Linked DNA regions of Homo sapiens: region 2 is linked to region 1. Evidence: read pairs that join two places in POLR2A ChIA-PET (ENCODE). Cell type or tissue: MCF 10A. All regions are shown on one strand.

Evidence for each region. Peaks named below come from ENCODE experiments on the same cell type or tissue, not always from the same donor. Only the 100,000 strongest peaks of a DNase experiment are listed, where the experiment ranks them.
Region 2: POLR2A ChIA-PET joins it to region 1 with 6 read pairs; 2 of 35 experiments call an interaction of 5 or more read pairs at or near these places.

What each region holds. Positions count from the first base shown.
Region 1 is chr2:239,551,681-239,559,680 of GRCh38, forward strand. LOC124908012 (a long non-coding RNA gene) reads right to left here and starts at 7,559. Exons shown (of 2, transcript XR_007088281.1): 1 at 7,382-7,559; 2 at 5,957-6,661. In MCF 10A, no CTCF peak of the experiment used is centred here; DNase peaks (open chromatin) are centred at 3,501 and 3,981.
Region 2 is chr2:239,658,116-239,666,115 of GRCh38, forward strand. It overlaps LOC105373966 (a long non-coding RNA gene), which reads left to right. Exons shown (of 3, transcript XR_924055.3): 2 at 356-507; 3 at 2,573-4,290. Among named protein-coding and RNA genes, the nearest start is that of LINC02991, 84 kb to the left of the region's middle. RefSeq lists an enhancer at 2,370-2,869. In MCF 10A, no CTCF peak of the experiment used is centred here; a DNase peak (open chromatin) is centred at 2,466.

The sequences.
Region 1 (8,000 bases):
ACCCCCTAGCACCTGTTGAGCCTCATCCCTGGAAATCAGCCTGAGGCCACGTTTCTGGGCTGCTCCCTCAGTGGGGTGCAGTCCCAGGGCAATGACAGGGAGGGGTGAGGGCTGGGGGAGGAGAGACAGCAGAGCGGGTGCCAGGGTTCCATGACCCAGCAGCTCCAGTCTTGGGAGCTGTAATTCCAGCACTTTGGGAGGCTGAGGCGATGAATCACTTGAGGTCAGGAGTTTGAGACCAGCCTGGGCAACTTGGCGAAACCCCGTCTCTGCTAAAAATACAAAAAATTAGCTGGGCATGGTGGCTCACACCTGAATTCCCAGCAACTCAGGAGGCTGAGGTGGAAGAATCACCTGAGCCCGGGAGGTCAAGGCTGCAGTGAGCTGAGGTCGCACCACTGCACTCCCACCTGGGCAACCCAACTGGACTGAGATCGTCTCCAAAACGAAAAAAGAAAAGAAAAAGAAACAAGGTTTCATTGACTCGGAGTTCTGCAGGCTGTACAGGAAGCAGGCTGTACAGCTCTTCATGAGGTCTAATGAATGACTCCCTCTCAGGCCAGCCCAGCCTGGGGGTGGAGGGAGAAGGATTTATCAGCTGCTGGGCTTGCGCCGGTCCAGGGTTTACCCCATGGAGCATCTTCTGCATGGTTGGTGCCTCTGTCTTGCAAGCTTAGTGGTGGCCTTGCTGGGGGGTGAGGGATGAGTGGATTGGGTGAGGCCCGCCTGTGCTGCCCAGGTGAGCCTATGCAGCTTGGCTCCCTGGGAATTGGCGATGGGTTCTGGGGACTGATGTGGCTAAGGACCCAGGGGGCACACAAGGGGGTCTGTGCTGGCCTCTGCACAGGACAGGCGGCTGGTTCACTCTCACTACACGCCTCTGTAAATGAGAAAACAGAAGGTCCACTCCTTGGGCCACACAAGGAATGAGCAGTGGATGTGGAAGCTGAGGCTGCCAGAGTGGCCCCAGGGTCAACGAAGAGGGCGTCGACTGGCAGGGTCCGAGGGGCTCTGATACGGTTTGATCTGTGTCCCCACAAACTCTCATGCTGAACTGCAATTCCCAGTGCTGCAGGTGGGGCCTGGTGGGAGGCGATTGGATCACAGAACTGGATCCTTCATGAATGGTTTAGTCACATGCCCTTGGTGCTGTTCTCTTGATCGTGAGAGACTTCTCACAAGATCCAGTTATTGAAAAGTGTATAACGCCTGCCCCGTGTCCCTCTTGTTGCTGCTCACGCCATGAGATGTATCTGTTCCCCTTTGCCTTCCGCCATGAGGACAAGCTCCTGGAAGCCCCTGCAGATGCCAGCATCATGCCATCCTGCTTCCTGTACAGCCTGCAGAACTCCGAGTCAATGAAACCTCGTTTCTTTTTCTTTTCTTTTTTCGTTTTGGAGACGATCTCAGTCCAGTTGGGTTGCCCAGGCGGGAGTGCAGTGGTGCAACCTCAGCTCACTGCAGCCTTGACCTCCTGGGCTCAGGTGATTCTTCCACCTCAGCCTCCTGAGTTGCTGGGAATTCAGGTGTGAGCCACCATGCCCAGCTAATTTTTTGTATTTTTAGCAGAGACAGGATTTCGCCAAGTTGCCCAGGCTGGTCTCAAACTCCTGACCTCAAGTGATTCATCGCCTCAGCCTCCCAAAGTGCTGGGATTACAGGCATGAGCCACTATGCCCAGCCAAACCTCTTTTCTTTATGACATACCCAGTCTCAGGTATTTCTTTATAGCAATGCGAGAATGGACTAATACAGGATCTTCCTGGCTGAGTATGACACTTTTCCAGCCGTGCATGTCAGATAGAGACCTGGGCCACTCTGACTCTAGAGTTTCACACACATTTAATAAGTTCCAAATCCCAGTAACCCACATCCTCTCTCACCGTTTCCTGCCCCGCCCCCATGGCAGGTGGGGAGGCCTTTGGCTTTCCATCTCTCCCTGGGTCCTCTCCTGCCTCTGGGAGCACTTGCCACTGGGTTAGCAGCTGACGGTGAGTGACAGTCTGAGAAACAGGCCTAACTTGGTTGAACAGAGGGAGGGCTTCATGTGGCCGGTGTCCCTGGAACAAGGAGCAAGGCTTGAAGTTGCCCGTCTCCTAGGGGCGACCGCTTCCATTTATCCACCTCTGGGTGCTGTGCAATTGGGATGACGCACCCCGGGCCCCTCTGCACCTCCAGGGTATAAATCTCCCAGCCTTTCTCTTTCTTGTCCTCACCTTCCTTCCTGAGGTTTAGGCGCACATATGGCAAGCTCCTAATAGGCAGAGGACAACAGCAGCGAGAAAACAGCAGCAACAGAGGCAGGGCAGGCTATTCAGCAACTGCAAAATAAAGCAAACCGACCCAAAAAACGTGATGAGTCTGTCCCAGCTCTGTGGATTTTGAGCAGCTGTGGAGAGAGAGAGATGGATCTGTCTCTGCAATTAGTCCTGATGCCAGGTCTGCCTGCTGGGGAGACAGATCTTGGAAGAAGCTAGGAGGGAAAGTCTTAACCACCTGCCTGGCTGAGAAACAGGCATTGAGCATTTGCCTGCCCAGCGCTGGGCTGAAGTCCTCAACAAACAGACCCCATGAGTCCATAGAAGCCATCCAGGGATCCACTCACCCAGTGTGCACTGGGCTGAGATGAAAGTGGGGATCGATGAGCTCGGGAAGGATTATAAAAATATTAAACATAAAATAGCAGGGGCAACGTGCCCTTCAGCGGTTGCACTTAGCAGAATAAAGATTCTTATTAAAAAGGAAGAGTAATGAGTGTGGCTTTGTCAGAGGTTGAAGCCCACAGCTACAAAATTTCAGTAGTGTGGATTGGCCCAGGACTACAAGGACAGCTTTGATTAATAGTTTAGGAAGCCTGGAAACAAATCCAAGTATCCTTAATAAGTTACTGTATTATTAAGGTGATATTTCAAATCAGTGGCAAGAGGATTGATTATTCAATAAGTGGTACTGTGAGATCTACCTAAACCTCTGGGGGGAAAAATGAAGTCAGAGACTCTACTTTGCATCTTATACCTCATATATTCCAGGTGGGCCAATGCTCAAAGTCTGAATATTTAATATTCACATAATCTTGGCAGTGCAGAAAAACTTCCTAAGGGTTCAACATATGCAAAACCCGTGAAACAGAAAATTAACAGATCAGACCACTTAAAGGTCTTCTTTACGTCCAAAATACCAAAGCAGGTGGGCTCTCAGGAAGCAGCCTCTGAGAGGGAGATGAACAGGCACAGCCTGTGCTTGGGAGAGCAGTTAGGATCCACACCCGACAGAGAGGAGAGGGAGGAGCAGGGGTGGGCAGAGGAACAAGGAGGACCCCCATGGGGTCTCAACCCCAGCCCTAGCTGAGCCCACAAAGCCATCTGGTGCAGGTGGCCTTTCAGAGGAGCCCTGGATTGGGGCAGGGAGTGTTTTTTGGTTTGTTTGCTTGTTTTTTTCACAGGGTCTTGCTCTGTCCCCTGGGCTGGAGAGCACGATCATGACTCACTGCAGCCTCGACTTCCTGGGCTCAAGCCAACCTCCTGCCTCAGCCTTCCAAGTAGTTGGGACTACAGGTGGGTGCCACCATGCTGGGCTATTTTTAAATTTTTGTTTTTGTAGAGATGGAGCCTTGCTGTCTACCCAGGCAAGAGAGCAGGTTTTATATCCCACCATGCACTAGTGATGGGATAAGCCAGGCAGGGTGCAGGAACTTGTAGAAGTGAAACTCCTCTTTCCAGCTAGCCAAGGCCATTCCTGGCCCAGTGGCGTCAGCTGAGGACTCTGTCCAGTGGTCCTTCAGCCAGGAGGGGTCTGGGCTGCCTCTGAGTATGTGCCACTAACACGGTAATCCACACTAGAAGACGGTGGGAAAGCTGGGACAACTTTTTCAAAAAGCATCAGATTGAAAAATAAACCTTTAATATAGGAAGCTATTACAACATCTAACAAATGGCTAAGCGAAACTATGAACATTCCAGTAGAAAGTTGGGCAACAGATGTGAACAGGTGATTCATTCGAGAAACCACACAAACGTACACTAAAGAGATGGGGGCAACGCTCAGCCCCACACCCCAGGAGAGGAGCTGCTGTTTGTCGTTTGTCAAGTTAGCAAAGATTGCTTCAAATGGCAGATGGTGATGATTAGGAATTCAATAGGTTTTCATGCTCTACGGGTGGGTTGTAGGATTGCACAGCTTTTCAAGAAGACAGTTTGCTCAAATGCACAGAATGCCTTTAAGTATCTGCATAGAGGTGGACTCAGCTCGTTGATTGAGAAGCATCTTTCCCCACTGCATTGATGGCTTATGTGTGTGTCTGTTACTGGGCCCAGCTCCACACCATGGGTCAGTTTGTCTATCTTGTGCCAATATCACGCTCATCTAGTTATTAAAACTTTGTAATAAGTCTTGATATTTTACATCATTGTTCTTATTTTTCCAAGACTGACTTAGGGAACCTGAGTTTTTGAATCAGCCTGTCAATTTCTGCAAAAATAATATGCTGGGATTTTGATTGGGGCTGCCCTGAATTTAAAGATTAATCCAGAGAGAACTGTCCTCTACAAAGCAAAACTTTCAGTTTATTGAGACGTTAACAACTATCCCTCAATAATATTTTGTAGATATCTGGGAGCAGGTTCCATACATCTTTTGTTAAATCTATTTTTATTTATAACTTCTTTCATTTCTCTCAATGAGGTTTTGTAGATTTTTGTGTAGAGGTTTTTGTACATACTTTGTTAGATTTATTCTTAGACATTTGATGTTTTTTTTTTCCTTCAACTTTCATTTTAAGTTCCAGGGTACATGTGCAGGATGTGCAGGTTTGTTACACAGGTAAACGTGTGCCATGGTGGTTTGTTGCACAGATCAACCCATCACCTAGGTATTAAGCCAGCATGCATTAGGTATTTATCCTGATGCTCTCCCTCCCCCCACCTCCCCAACAGGCCCCAGTGTGTGTTGTTCCCCCAATGTGTCTGTGTTCTGATCGTTCAGCTCCCACTTATAAGTGAGAACATGTGGTGTTTGGTTTTCTGTTCCTGCATTAGTTTGCTGAGGATAATGGCTTCCAGCTCCATCCATGTTCCTGCAAAGAACATAACCTCATTCCTTTTTATGGCTGCATAGTATTCCATGGTGTATATTTACCACATTTTCTTTTGCTATCAATGATAGCTTTCAATGCTGTCATTGATAAGCATTTGGGTTGGGTCCATCCCTTTGCTATTGTGACCAGTGCTGCAATGAACATACACATGCAGGTATCTTTATAATAGAATGATTTATATTCCTTTGGGTATATACCCAGTAATGGAATTGCTGGGTCAAATGGTATTTCTGCTTCTAGATCCTTGAGAGATTGCCATACTGCCTTCCATAGTGGTTTAACTAATTTACACTTCCACCAACACTGTAAAAGTGTTTCTTTTCCCCTGCAACCTCGCCAGCATCTGTTGTGAAATTTGATGTTTTCAATGCTATCATAAATACTGTTGTGTGTAAATCTCTTTTTCTGTTTGTGTATGACTCACATAGAAATACAATTAATTTTTGCATACTGACTTTATAGCTAGCAAATTTACCAAATTCACTTATTAATTGTAAGTCTTTACATTCTTTTAGATTTATAATTATGTTTTTCATTTTCATAAGCCCAAATTATTAGATATTTTTCTTAATGATTTTTGGCTTTGATATTAGATTGAGAAAACCTTTTCCTACTCCAAGGTTATAAAAAATGTTTCTCTTTTTTCTAATGATGCTTTTAATGGCTTTATGGTTTAATATATAAAACCTACTCTCTTTCTCATTTTTTTTTTTTGCACTGTTAATGTGTTTTACTTTTTCTGCAGAATTCTAGAATTATTTTGACAAAGTAAGAAAAATTCCCCTTGGAATTTTCGTTAGTATTTCAGTAGCTCTTATTTAAGAATTATTGTCAGTTTTATAACATTCACTTTTACCATTCATGTATGTTTGCATAAGATGTTTGCATTTATTCAGGTCTTCAGTTCACTTATCTTAACATATTGTGGTTTTGAGATAAGTGAGACGGTTAGATAAAGCAAGAATAGCGAAATGTGGATACATATTGATGCTGGGCGACGGGCTCAAGGGAGTCATTTTCCATCTTCTTTACTCTTGTATACATTTGAAAATCTCCAATACAAAAATGGGGAAAAATCTGTCTACCTACTGACCTAGTCATTTGCTTCATACAGATTCTGAATCTTTCTTATAAAGGCCATTCTTTTAATTTATTCCAACCACGAATAAGCTCGTTCTCAGTACACACTTGAAATTGTTGCCCTGTCTTTATAAACCATAAAGCAGTGAAGCAAAGGTTGACTCTAAACCTCTGTTCATTGATTCGTGTAAATGGAACACAAAAATTCCTGAGTGCTTTTCAATAATTCATGGTTTGATGAACATGGAAATTCATTTCAACATGTCTTGAGGAGACGGCTACACTCAAATGGACCACCCTCTCCTGGGAACTTAGAGGTGCAGCTCTGTCGTCCCAGGACTGAGGCAGCAGGCGGGAAGACACGACGGCCTTCCCTGGCCATCATCTCCCCTTCTCCCAGATGCCACGTGATTTAGCATTTTAGAAATGCCGTTTGCCATGAGAGCATCTGGAGAACGACACACAGGTAACACTGATGAGCTGCCCGCCCTGAAAATAGAGAGAGGTACTTCAGACTTTAGGCCAATCCCAGCCTCCCTGCTCCTTGGTCAATTAAGCATGAGGTAATAAAAATACCACTTAATAAAAATCGCATTAGGTGCTCTGAGGTTGAGAGAATTTCCAGAATTGGAGTTTGTTTGGCTCACAGGGCCCTGACCCTGCTTTCTCAGGGTGGACCTTCTCCTCGCGGCCCACGGCAAGGATCCCTTTCCCCATCATGGTGGCCCCTGGAGATATGCTGACTTTCCTGAATTCCAGTCTGTGGGACGACTCACAGCTGTCTCTTGATTCTCCCACAACACCTGGTTTTGGCGTGGGTGGGACAGGGCTGAGAGGATGATTTGCACTAGGTTAGGGGACACACACACTCATCCACGTGCATGTGTGCACACCCAGGGATCCCCCTCCATGCCGACTCTCTTCAGTCCCCGCCTCCTGGATCCCACCCACGCCAGCTGACTCACGATGCCCGGTAGACTCTCCCGGTGCAGCGGCCTCACACCCTGCCACCCTGGCCAGCCAGCCTGTGCTTCTCTTCCTGATCCTGTTCATGATCACACCCCAGTACCATGAAGGGGGACCCCCCGGATATGCCCAACTCCATGCCTGTGCCCAAGAGGCTTGGCTTCCAATCTCCTGCAATTGCAGGTTTGTAACACAAACACATGCCATGTTCGCGAGCTCCTGGAGTCAGCCCTTTTCACTTACGTTGGCAAGGCCCCTTTGCAGGCTGTATATCTGTTTCTTGCTTCTGTCCATTTTCTTAATCTGATACCTTTAGGAGCAATGAAAAATCAAGTCAGTTCCTTTGTTTCACAGATGAGAAAGTCCAGGGTGCTGCTCCTTGCCCCAAACCACACAGAGGAAACTTCAGAACAAATGAAAATGAGCTTGGAGGTATGATTATCATCTCATATCCCCGCTAAATTCGGGGCAACCTGAATGGGTGCCCTAGTTTCTGAAGCTGCTCACATTGGTCACCTCCGGCGACTCCCACTGCCCTCCTAGGCAGGGGAGGTGGCTCAAGGAGTGCTGGTGATGACGCAGGGGAGCTGTTGGGGCATGGAGGACTCCGGCGAAGAGCTGCACCCCTCTGCACTTCATCCAGGGCTGCGTTCCCACCCCGCTGCCCCTCCGGTCTCCTAAAGCTGTTGGTCCTCACTCGGTGGGAGAATGGGAGGCCGGCTCTGCCTCGGCTGACTGATCTCTGGCCCATGGGGAAGGTGCCCATGCAGCTGGCCCGGCTCCTGTGGCCACTGCCCGCCTTCTCGGACTAGGGCTAGAAACTGCTCCTTGAAGAGGGGAAGCCCAGCAACGCCATGTCGGG
Region 2 (8,000 bases), 110 kb after region 1:
ATGGGGGCCCTGACATTTGGAGGAATGCAGTGCAACTCTGACGGGCCCTGCCAGCCCCACAGTGCCCTCTCCCTTAGGCCAACAGACCTGCCTGGCACCCTGCCCGCAAGGGTCTCAGAGGTGCTCTCGTTTCTGCCTTTGCCCCCCGACCCCCGCCCCGTCCCCTCTTGTGTCTGCCCCACTCTCATGGCCTTGACTTCACCATCTCCTTCTCTTTTGAACCTTTTGTATCTGGCTTCTTCTTTTCATTAAAAAATATTTTTACAGAAACTACTCTCTTTGAGCCAACCAATGACTTTCTGTCATCATTTCTGGCTATTTCTTCCAACTCTCGTGGCCTTCTCTATGTCCCCAGCCAGCCACTGTTAGGACTGTGGGCTTCCTTAAGCTCTTTCCTTAGGCCCTACTGGTGCAGTCCTGAACCTCCACTAAAGACCGCTGGCCATTCCCCCGGACTTCTGCCAAAGGCCGTTCTTCCCTCTAGCTTGGATGCTGTTACTGCCCAGGGTTAGTATTGGCTCTCTCTGCTCCCCTTCCCTCCCCTCCCTCCTCTCCTCCTCTCCTCTGCTCCCCTTCCCTCCCCTCCCTCCTCTCCTCTGCTCCCCTTCCGTCCCCTCCCTCCTCTCCTCTGCTCCCCTTCCGTCCCTTCCCTCCTCTCCTCTGCTCCATTCCCACCCCTCCCTCCACTCCTAGGCTCCCATGCCTTCCCTCCCTCCTCTCCTCTGCTCCCCTTCCCTCCCCTCCCTCCTCTCCTCTGCTCCCCTTCCGTCCCCTCCCTCCTCTCCTCTGCTCCCCTTCCCTCCCTTCCCTCCTCTCCTCTGCTCCATTCCCACCCCTCCCTCCACTCCTAGGCTCCCATGCCTTCCCTCCCTCCTCTCCTCTGCTCCCCTTCCCTCCCCTCCCTCCTCTCCTCTGCTCCCCTTCCGTCCCCTCCCTCCTCTCCTCTGCTCCCCTTCCGTCCCTTCCCTCCTCTCCTCTGCTCCATTCCCACCCCTCCCTCCACTCCTAGGCTCCCATGCCTTCCCTCCCTCCTCTCCTCTGCTCCCCTTCCCTCCCCTCCCTCCTCTCCTCTGCTCCCCTTCCCTCCCCTCCCTCCTCTCCTCTGCTCCCCTTCCGTCCCCTCCCTCCTCTCCTCTGCTCCCCTTCCCTCCCTTCCCTCCTCTCCTCTGCTCCATTCCCACCCCTCCCTCCACTCCTAGGCTCCCATGCCTTCCCTCCCTCCTCTCCTCTGCTCTCCTTCCTACCCTCCCTCCTCTCCGCCGCTCCCGTCTCTCCCCTCCCTGCTCTCCGCTGCTCCCATCCCTCCCCTCCCTCCTGTCTTCTGTGTCCCTCACACCTTCCCCTTCCTCTGCTCTCCTCTGTGCCCCTGGGAGCCCACATGTTCACTTGCCTGCACCTCAGGCCTGGACTCTGGTGAGCCACACCACTTGTCCCTCGTCCCTTCTTTCTAAACCAGAACTTCTTGTCATCCAGCCAGACTGTGACCCTATCTGGCCTCACCCTCCCTCCCTCCCTCCTTCCTTCCTTCCTTTTTTTTTTTTTTTTTTTTTTTTTGAGTTGCACTCTCGTCTCCCAGGCTGGAGTGCAGTGGCGCAATCTCGGCTCACTGCAACCTCTGCCTCCCAGGTTCAAGCTATTCTCCTGCCTCAGCCTCCTGAGTAGCTGGGATTACAGGCACCTGCCACCACGCCCAGCTAATTTTTGTATTTTTAGTAGAGACAGGGTTTCGCCATGTTGGTCAGGCTGGTCTGGAACTCCTGACATCAGATGATCAGCCCGCCTCGGCCTCCCATAGTGCTGGGATTACAGGTGTGAGCCACCGCGCCTGGCCTGGCCTCACGTTTTCTGTTTGATTTCTCTCAATAGAATCCTTGTGTGGGGCCTCGAAGCTGACTGACCACACCCCTGCCTCCGCCCTAAACTTGCGTCTGGGTCAATTGGTAGTGGGGCAGTTGTGTGGAGGGTTTTGTCACTGTATCTATTCCACCACGCCCTGCCTTTCCCTTCACACAGCCCCCACTCTGGTCCAGGCCCGGCTGGCGCGGTGACTCCTCCCCCACTGCCTGGTCCTCCCCCGCCCCTCCCACGCAGGCTCCAACACCGTCGGGGTAGGTTCTTTCTCCTAAAACATTGCTGAGCCCCACATCGTGTTAGGTTCTTTCTCATAAAACATTGCTGAGCTCCATCTCAGTAAATGTCCAGCAACCCCCCGCCCGCCCCCCAGACTAGGTGGAGCCACACTAGGCCACTTCTGTGACTCTGGGGTTGGCCCCAGCTGTTCCTCACTCAGTTCCCCACTCTGCTCCCCACTGCGGGGCTCACTGCCCCTCCTCCTGCTGTCCTGAATCCATGCTGAGCTCCAGCCCTCCCCACCTGAGACACCTCCCTCTGCCTCCCTCATCAGAGGCGGGCACCAGTCCAGAGCCGGCTTCGCCACCCAGCCTTGAGTCACCTCTCCACCTGGCCACCTACGGAGAAGCTCCTAGGTGATTCATTTGTCAAGTACCGACGAGACACCCTCTGGTGTGAGGCGGCATTGTTAGTAACCTTGTTATGATCTAAATATTCGCAGGTTTGGATCTCATCGCTACCATAGACTGTTGGAGTTTCAAGGGTGGAGATCCGCCATTGCTTTTTCCATATCCGCAGAAATTCCTTTCACATGAAATGTGAGTCTGTTGGGTTCCCCCCCGAGACCAGCGGTGGAAGAAGAAGCTGGAGGTGGCTGATGAGACACTTCATGCTGGACCAAGAAACGGGGACTCGGGGTTGAGTCCACATGTGCCATTTGTGGGGACGCCGTGCATTCCCCAGTTTGCCGCTCTCTGTTTCAAATTCTTTCACTCGATGCTGTTGTGGGCATGAAGTCAAAGCAGGCATGTGTGAGACAGTGCTTTGTAAAACATAAGGCACGGAACAAGTTTAGAACAGGAAGAGTTGAAGCTGGATTGACGCAATTACCAAAAATAAAATTAGCTGAGGGTGTCAGCGATGAGCCATGGAACTTTTAATAATCATCACATTTTAGGTCGGTGCCTTTATGCTTTGAATTCAAATGGCATCAATTTAGGAATAAAGAAGTCAACAGTTTTAATGGCCCAATATGGATGCAAGGGTCACTGATTACTTTAGGGTCCTTATGTTGCAAGGAGTCTAGGAAAAACTTCAATTTTTTTTTTTTACAGCAACGTGATTCTCTTTGTGGTGTCTACTAAAATAAGAAAGTTACAGTGAGATTTCTTCAGTGTTCTGATGGCTTTCTGCCTCTCCTCTGACCAGCGTGAGCCACTCCTTCATCTCTGCCTCTCACTTTCTGCTTGACAGTCAAGGCTCGCCTTGAACCTCCCTCTTCAGAAAGCCTTTCTGACCTGCCTCCTCAGGAGTGTTTGTTTGTGGTATTTGACCACAATCTGCACTATACTAATTAGCTATGATTTTTATGGGGCTGGAGGAACTTCTAAGGCAGCAGCCGCGTCGGGTTCTTCTGTCTCCTTCCCAGGGCTTCCTCAGGGCTTAGTACAGGGCATGTGCTAAGCATTCCCTAGCCCCTTCCTTTGCCCTTGTTTGTTCTTTCTAATCAGATTCTGTGGGGAAGTTCATTGTCACAATGTCCAATGTTTAGCATTCAAAGGCTGCATGAGGTAGATCAGGTAAACATACCTCTCTGGCTGTACCAAAATGGGGGGTTTGGCATATCCGCCACCTGAAAGCAGCTGGACCCTGCGTGGATCTGGGTTTGTATGCTGTGAGTAATGCTGTCTGCATCTTCGAATCTTTCACTGTAAGAAACAAAAGTCTGACAGCCTCTGAATCCCGCCCTCCTTCCTGATACACTGTGACAATGTGTTTATAGTACCCTGTTGATGCTGACCAGATGCTTGAAGAGGACAGGGTCAGATGCTTTGTTTGCCGAAGAAACCAGGTAGATACCCACACTGTGGCCCCAGGAGCTGGCAGCATCCTGGCAGCACCCTCGCAGCACCGCAGAGCCCCCACCTGCCTGCCCGTCACCGATGTCCTTTCTCTTCTTGAGTTAAGCCTTTCACTTACTGTCAGCTGGAGGATGCATGCCACAGCTAAATCCCTGGCTAAAAGGTACTAACTCCCAGATGCTCCAACCCCCACTGTGGGACTCACCGTGAAAATGTCCAGTTTCTTTATTATCAAAGAAAAATAATAGTCAGTGAAACCCAAACAAATCTTAGCGCTCCATGTGGCACAGTCTCTGCCTATTGGGACAAACTTGTGATCTGTTTCATACACCTTAAGATACAATGTATCTTTCGGGAGTATTTTTAAAGGGGCAGGGAGGCGGTGGGTGTGGTGCTTCCTGCAGAAAGACTCCTGAAAGGCGTCTTGACTTGTTTTTCTCGCTCCCCAAAGCCCATCCTCTTGTGCCAGCTCACTCCCTCTCCACTCTGCTCCTCCATTTCCTGTGCCTTTCCTGAGGGACTCAGCTTACACCCAACACACGCCAAGGGACTTTCATTGCTGCAGCATCTAGGACGTGTCATCTCATTGTCATCACTCAACACTTTTCTTATCAGCCTCAGGCTGTTACTTGGTCTCTGCAGATACAGCAGAACTTGAGAGAGAACCAAAAAACAAAATCCTTCCTTGGTCCTGGGTTATTCGCTGGTGGAGTCTGTGTCTCTGCTAAGATGACTTTGTCAAACACCTGCTATGTGCCAGAGCGTGGGCCCTGTGTCCAGCACACTTGCATGCCCTTTTGAGACTGACAGGCATCATTATCTTTTCTACAAAAAAGAAAGACGAGGCACTGGGTGCATAATTAACCTGCCCCAGACACGCAGCCAGTTAGTGGTGAAGCTGGAGCCCCCCCCGGAGCCTTCACATCACTGCCCTGCTCTCCAGCCAACCGTGGAACGAAACAAGAAGGCAGACAACGTCCACGGACGGCTCGCCCTGTGTTTATTATAGTGTTTGCAAATCTGAATAACTGAGCACATTCCTGACAACCCTGACTACTGAAATGAAGGCAAAGAGATGGGATGAAAAATGGGTACTTTGGATCAAAACAACCCCCGATTTATGTAAATGTAACTCTAACTTTTGGACAGGTGGCAGGTTTGAGACTGGGAAGCTGGATTCCCTCTGGACTGGGGGTGCCTCTGGCGACAACACTCCTGAGGAAGGCTCAAGCAGAGGAATTTTTTAAAATGAATGAATAAATGAGCTCTTCTCATAGGTTCTCATGAAAGGAGGGTCCCCAAAGAAGGGGAAGGGCTGAAGGGTTGGGTGATCTACACATCAGCAGCAGCAGTGTGTGGTTTCACCTGACAGACTGCTTGTTTGGGAGGGTGGAGGGGCTCTCCCAGGGGATCCCGAGGTTGCCCCTGAGTGAGCGAGGTCAGGACAATCTCTCCTCTCCTTCCTGGGTCTCAGGGAGCTTCCATGAACAGAGCTGGGGTCTGAGGCTGGCTCTTGGTTTGCAGCTGGGCTTGGCTGACACAGCCAGCCTGGCTCTGCTTGGGGTAGCAGGATACAGGAATTTAAGGCCAGCGTCTACTCCTGGGCGGGGGCAGGTCATCCCCCTGCCAGCCCATCTTTCCAATGTGACTAAGGGAGGTGCAGTGGGATGTGCAGGAAACGAGGATCCCTTCAGCCTCACAGTCCCCGGGACAGGGGCCTTGCATTTGTGTCTACTGGGCCGGTCTCACCCCAACATCCTAATGTCACCAACGTTGAACTTGTCTATTGTCTCAGTTTGGGTTTTCCTGAAAGTAGGTCCTGAGACAGGACTTGCGTACAGGCAGTTTATTTAGGGGACTGAGACAGGGAGAAAAGAAAAGACACAATGTGTGAATGAATAAGACGGACTCTCCTGAGGACAAGTGTTACTCAGCCCCACCAACCCCTTCTGAGGACTGTGTAGGACCCACCTGGAATTCATCTCCCCAAAGTATTAGGAGTCTGGGACACTTACTTTTCTGGGCCAGAAAAAGCCCCAGGCAGAGGTCCATGAAGGACTGATGTGGACAGATGCTCTCCAGTGACCTCCTGCACCGATGGTGTCTGCCACCCTGTCTTTGCCACCAGACTCTGAGTTCTGAGTCAATTTCGTCCACGGGACCCAGCTGTGGGCTTGGCCCATTTTTTTTTTTTTTTTAATGAATGAATGAATAAGCTCTTCTCATAGCTTTTCATGTAAGGAGGGTCCCAAAGAAGGATGAGCCAGGAGGCCCAGATAGGGGATCCCCTTTAGTTCCAGGTAGAGGGACACCCCAGGGTTGAGAGGGAACAGAGCAGCCTGAGGATGGCAAGGGAAGCGAGGGGTGGGGGTCTGGGGGCCTGGGGGCCTGAGCCCGCTTTGGCAAAGGCCAGGACAAAGTGGCCTTCTTGAGTGGTAGGGAACAGCAGGGTGTGACCTTCTTCCAGCCCAGGCTGGAGACCCCTCTGCCACCTCCTGGTGAGTGTGATGGGGGGAGGTGGCCTCTGTGATGAAAGTAGGAATGGCCAGGGCTGAAGCATCATGATGGAACTGTCCCCTGTGCCCCGGTTATGTGTGTCACTGCTGTGCCATGCCTGGGTGTGTGGGAGGACTGGAGGACACTGGCTGGGCCTGTATCAGGGCCACAGGAGCCCACTGGATGTTTGTGACTACACATCAAGTATGGAGGTAAGTGTCTTACGTGTTTGGGAAATGGTAATGGTGGGGAGGCCGGTGCAGGAGAATATGTGGGCCATGCCTCCTTCTGCTCCCTACTGTGTAACCTGAGGCAAGTGAACTTACTTCTTTGTGCTTTATGTCTCCCATCTGTAAAATGAAGACAATCACCATCCCCCCTCTTAGGATTACCACGAGAATGGAATGAGTTAACACACGGAAAACATTCAGACAGGGGCCTGAACTTCGGGAGTGCTCAATAATAGCTGTTTTTATTGTTGTGATTGACAGAGAACCTCTAGAAATAATTTCATTTCTACCTCCCGGTGGTCATGCAGGCAGCCATTATTTTGGTCTGTGATGAGCAGTCAGGGTTCAGGCAGGAAGACAGAAACATTCTAGGCATTTGCAACGGAGGGATTTAATATAGGGTATTTGTTACACTGGAGACAGAGTCCTGGGAAGCTGAGCAGGAAGTGGCAAAGCAGGTCAAGTCCCCCGAGAAGTGGCCATCAAGGCTTCAGTCGACCTGCCTGGGATCTACTGGGGAGAGGCCTTCGAGGACAGGAGTGGGTGGGCAGGGTCTCGGAGACCCCACAGGGTGGCCCCTGTGAAGGGGCGGGGTGAGGAGGAGGATGGAAGGAGGAGTGGGTGGGCAGGGTCTCGGAGACCCCACAGGGTGGCCCCTGTGAAGGGGCGGGGTGAGGAGGAGGATGGAAGGAGGAGTGGGTGGGCAGGGTCTCGGAGACCCCACAGGGTGGCCCCTGTGAAGGGGCGGGGTGAGGAGGAGGATGGAAGGAGGAGTGGGTGGGCAGGGTCTCGGAGACCCCACAGGGTGGCCCCTGTGAAGGGGCGGGGTGAGGAGGAGGATGGAAGGAGGAGTGGGTGGGCAGGGTCTCGGAGACCCCACAGGGTGGCCCCTGTGAAGGGGCGGGGTGAGGAGGAGGATGGAAGGAGGAGTGGGTGGCTGCAGCACAGCCCTAAGAAAGCTTGTCTTGGGGGCTGGGCGCGGTGGCTCACGCCTATAATCCCAGCACTTTGAGGGGCTGAGGTGGGTGGATCCCCTGAGGTCAGGAGGTCAAGACTACCCTGGCCAACATGGCAAAACCTCATCTGTACTAAAAATACAAAAAGATTAGCTCGGCGTTGTTGTGTGAGCCTGTAATCCCAGCTGTTTGGGAGGCTGAGGCAGGAGGATCACTTGAACTTGGGAGGCAGAGGCTGCAGTGAGCTGAGACTGCTCCATTGCACTCCAGCCTGGGTAACACAGTGAGACTCCATCTTGAAAAAAAAAAAAGAAAGAAAGAAAAGAAAGTTTGGTTGGGGCAGTGGGGCCCTCTTTGGAGCTCTGCTCACCATCCTCCATCCTGTC